2 separate regions of the Mus musculus genome follow, and region 2 is linked to region 1. A link is a loop called in an ENCODE intact Hi-C map of the cell type or tissue named here. Cell type or tissue: heart. All regions are shown on one strand.

The links. Peaks named below come from ENCODE experiments on the same cell type or tissue, not always from the same donor. Only the 100,000 strongest peaks of a DNase experiment are listed, where the experiment ranks them.
Region 2: a loop joins it to region 1, with 2.5 times the contacts of the local background. A loop is called at or near these places in 8 of 42 quality-filtered maps.

The regions. Positions count from the first base shown.
Region 1 is chr17:50,774,483-50,776,982 of GRCm38, reverse strand. The region is part of intron 18 of Tbc1d5 (TBC1 domain family, member 5); the gene reads left to right. Among named protein-coding and RNA genes, the nearest start is that of Gm41598, 15 kb to the left of the region's middle. In heart, a CTCF peak has its summit at 1,521; no DNase peak of the experiment used is centred here.
Region 2 is chr17:50,641,983-50,644,482 of GRCm38, reverse strand. The region is part of intron 4 of Plcl2 (phospholipase C-like 2); the gene reads right to left. Among named protein-coding and RNA genes, the nearest start is that of Plcl2, 130 kb to the right of the region's middle. In heart, a CTCF peak has its summit at 949; a DNase peak (open chromatin) is centred at 932; H3K27ac peaks cover 1,032 bases.

The sequences.
Region 1 (2,500 bases):
GAGTTACAGAGACAAAGTTTGGAGCTGAGATGAAAGGATGGACCATCTAGAGACTGCCATATCCGGGGATCCATCCCATAATCAGCTTCTAAATAGCTAGAAAAGAAGGTTTACCTCATTAAATTGAGATTTTAATTAAGTTCTGATATTTTGCCTTATTTTACATGCCGACACCTAGTTTTTAGTTCTAGAAATCTTTGTGTTGGCCACGTGTTTGACTGTTAAGTGAGTTGTGCTTGTTTAGTCATGATCTACTCTCATTATCACCTGTTCCTAAGAGATTTTGCTAAGATTTAAGGATAGAGAAAATAAATAATAAGGGAAAATGCTAAAACTGATATACTAACCAGGAGCAATTTTTAAACTCCTAATGAATTGCAAGGTATTTTGTCTTGCTTTGTGATGATTACATACCAACCTCCAATAATCTAAGCATGTCTGTGATTCAGGGTCCTCTACAAAGCATATGAAATCAGAATGTCTGCACTACACAGAGTAGATGACTTGGTCCCCCGACATGCAAGAGCATAGGGCAGCTGCCAGGAGTGCTCAACGCAGGTGGTGGGGATCCTCTTAGTGCACTTTGGTAGCTTAAAAATGATCATATTAATAGAATTTAATATCTTAGCATTAGTTAATCCATCAGCGTAATCTTAGTCATGACACAGTGAAATGAAGAAAGATTAAAAGGAGTACTTACTCTGGAAGTATAGCCAGCTTGATCATTGTTTACTCCATATTCTAGAATTGGAATTATGAACATTTTATCTATATAAGGAATGTCTAAAAAATTGTCCTATAGTAAATTTTTATGGTAAAGCGGAATAATAAGTAAATAAAAATATCTCATCAATACAAGAGTCATTAGACTCTTGTAGCGTCTGTTGACACTATAGAAGCAGCCATACCCTCTTGTGGGAGATCCCCAGCAGGCTTGCTTTCTCCTCCTGTTGGCCAGAATTAAACTCTGTGTTCACCCTTCTAGGCACTGTTAAGATGGAAGTTTAACATGAAGAACTCTAACTGTGATGAGGCTGTGAGGGGAGGGTATAATGGGCGGCCAACAACTGGCTGGACAGTTGCTTTCCAGACTGGCTGATCCTGTCCTTCTCTGAAGCATTTAAATTAAAAGAAAATTTTTGTTTTAATAAGGCAGCTTTTAGGGCTCCATTTTCAGGCTTTGAGGTATGTTGGTGATGTAGAAGAGAAAGTGAACAGAGTGGCTTTCCTGAAGCACCAATACACTTTCCTACTTAATGTAGTTTATGGACATAAATAGATACAAATCAACTTAGATGCCACAACTGGTTTTTAGCTTTTTAGAAGACTTACTTAAGAATTTTAATCTAATTTCAATCTAATTTCAAGTTAATTCATATATTTGTGGTATGACATTAAATTAGTTGTTTGAACTTTGTTCATAGTCTCTCTGCCGGTGAGTCAGCTAAGGTCTGAGAGACTAGACTTAGACTCTTGTGCGTGACTTCTGTCTTTGTAGTCTCTCCATTCATGTAATTCCACCACAGAGGCATGGGGTGGCAGAAGGAGCATTTTCACAAGCTGTCTGCACAGTGCAGAGTGTGCTATCTTGAGTTTGCTTTTCTAAGTGGGATTTTAAATCTGGCTTTTATCTTCTTACTGCCTCGATAAATTTATTTAATCCCAACACACACTCACACACACACACACACACAGAGAGAGAGAGAGAGAGAGAGAGAGAGAGAGAGAGAGAGAGAGAGAGAGAGAGAGAGAGACTCATAGAAAATGTATTGCTGCCCCTTAACTGTTAAGTTCATGGGCAGGATGCTACCCTTAGGGATACAGTAAGACGATCATCCCCTCCTGGTTGGTCTTCTTCCCCTGTCGTCTCTCTTCATCTCCATCAACTCTGGAGGACGCAGAGATGCCAGATTGTACCCACAGTGAACGCTGCCTGGAGGCATAGACACAAATTGAGGAGAGCTGAAGTCAAACAGTTGGATGTGTTAGCAGCGCCTGGCCAGCGATTCCTATAGGTTTGAATCACGCTAGATTAAATATGTCATTGATAACATTTGCTTACTTCCAATGGCCTTTCTGGAAACTTAATATTTATGTGTTCTTAAAAAGCGACACTGAACTGTAGTATTTGTTCCCTAAATTACACATGTGCCAGATAAAGGAGGAGAAGAGAGCTCTCAGCTACTCTGTGCAGATGAAAGTTGGCCGAGGCTAAAAGTCATATTCTGGAGGTTATAATGCTGTCTCCCTATTTGCCCTTAGTATCTAACTGTGATTTTAAAAACAAACAAAAAACAACAACAACAAAAACTGTCCTGAGCACCTAATTTTTTATGTTTAACTTTTCCAGAAAGTTACATTAATCTACAGGGCTTTCGTCCAGAAAGAATGAAAGTGCTGATCTCATCAGAGGATCTTCAGGCCTAGTAACAGTAGGGCAGGTCTGGAAGGAACCTTTGCAGCTGCTTCACCTAACTGAGCTGAGTTCCTATCCACAGAC
Region 2 (2,500 bases), 130 kb after region 1:
TTACATTGTTACGCTGTTGGAAAGTTTCCCAGCTTTACCTCTGACTTCTCTGTCTGAAGGATGAGGCTGCCATTCTTAACCTTCACCACTGTCAGGTAGGTAGCAGCTCTGACTGCTTCCTGACCCAGCTTTGAGACAGTTCCCGCCTCTCCCTACCTCACTGGCTCCCTGACTGCCGGGCACTCCTCATCCAAGCAGGTGGTCTGCAGTGGGAATGAGATTGCTTCTCACATCCCTCCCGCTTAGCCCCCAGCCCTTGGCCATGGCTGCCACGCAGCCTCTGGCAGCTCCTGAGGCTGCGGATAAGCAATTATCACTTATTTGGCCACTGCTGTGTTCAGCTGTTTCTGGGGATCTTGCTCTTCCTGTTCTCTTTGTCTTTATGGATTTTGAAGAAAAGACAAAGGCCCTGTGGTCGTTTTTAATGAGGTTTCAAGAGGGAGTGGAAATTAAGCAAAGGTGGTGTTCATTCTTATTAGAAAGCATGTAATTGATTTTGTCTCCCCCAGAGACAATTTCCCGCTTAAAACCACCCGCTAAAAACATGTGTTTCCTGCTAGTGCGTTCTCTGACCGTCCTGAAGCAAGTCAATTCAGTGACGAGAAAAAGCAAAACAAGGCACCGCCAGGCCAGTCAAAGCAAGGCTATGGCTCTGGTCACGGAAAAAGAAATAGAGATGACAGGGGGATTTTTTTTTCTTTTTCTAGAATTTGGCAAATTTTATCAGTGTTTATACATGTTTTAAAAATACTTTTTATGATGCTTCTTCCTCTGCAGGTTCCTGCTCAGTTCCTGTGCCCCTGACCATTTACTCGCCCGAGAAAGGGTGTGTTAATGTAGACACACTCATTCCTGAATAGCCCTGTGCTATTTATATTTTGGTTTTACTCACATGGTGTTCAGACACTGCCTCCCACACCACCTCGCATGGCCCAGTTTGCAGCTTCAGGTGGCACTGCTGAGCCCCGACTGAAGGGACACCCACGCCCAGCCCTGTCCCAAGTTCCCTTTGCCCTTTCCCCTGATGTTCCCACGAGGCAGGGCTTCCCTGTGCAATACTCTCTGCCTGTCTCTAAAAACCACATTGCTCTGCTGTCTCAGAAAAGGATCTGCCCTATTCCTCTGCCTAACTCTGCCTGTCTTTGTCTCTCTCTCTCTCTCTCTCTCTGTGTGTGTGTGTTGTGTGTATGTGTGTGTGTGTGTGTGTGTGTGTGTGTTGTGTGTGTGTGTTGTGTGTGTGTGTGTATGTGTCTCTGTGTGTGTGTGTGTGTGTTGTGTGTATGTGTGTGTGTGTGTGTGTGTTGTGTGTATGTGTGTGTGTGTGTGTGTGTGTGTTGTGTGTGTGTCTTTTAACATCTTACACTTCACTGAGTGCTACATATTCCTAGGAACAGAGTTTCCTTATTAAAAATTTCCTCACCTCCCACCCCCAAATTCTCTCTGCCACCAGCTTCTCCTGAAAGAACCAACTGCAGAAGCCTTGCCACCCATCAGTGCTGTTCCCATGGCCAGTTCTGACCTGCAAGGCTCTGTCTCCCTGGATGGAGGAGAGGCTACAGACTGCCAGCCCATCATGGTTGGAGGTCTTCACTAGAGAGAAAACCTTGCCTGCCCAACTCCCTCTCTACTTAACACCAAAGAAAACATTTCTCTCCCTGAAATCTGTTAAACCTCAGGGAGCCCCAGCCTAGACTCCCCGGGGTCACACTGGTCAGAATTCCTATTTTCACTGAGCCGTTTAAATGAAATGTTATCTAATGTGAGTATAAATTTGTGTTTAAAAAGCTAGAAATACTTGGCAGCTCTTTCTTATTTTGGTGACCTATACCTTCCTTTCCAAGACCGAAGTTCTGTAAACACTGTAAGAATCACTTCTAAAGCAAAATCTTATACAGACATCTTCTGAACTCAGTACAAATTACCAAGTCTTCATATGACTAATGATCGTATGCCCTTACAATAACTGTAAGCATGAGAAATGAAAGACCAGGGCTCTAAGTATTTCTACGTAGGTAGCAAGGGCAACCAAAAGATAATCTTGGCTCGACTAGTAATGTCCTTATGCCTAGGACACCTGGAGACTGACTGAGCAGCCACTCTCTATTCATCACCAGAGCAGTCCCTGGGGTAGGACACTCTGCTTAGTAGAGCAAGCATTTCGTTACTAAAATCAAGCTAAAAACCAAAAACCCATTATAGAAGACATCAATCAAATTTCATCAACCAGGGAATCTGCAAAACTGACATAATCAAATAACTGAATTAATAAACAGTTCCCGCTTAAAATTCAACAAAATTCAAAAATACTTATACATGTGCTTAACAGAATACTTAATAAAAGTCAAATCACATTTTTGCTAGTTAACATTCAAGTCACCACTCTGCACAGAAGGCTAGAACAGATGTCTTGGGTAAGATACAGAGTGTAACAATATACAATGTTGGTGTTGTAGGAAGCTATCCTGTTCAGAAGATGGAATGCATTAATAAAATGCACAAT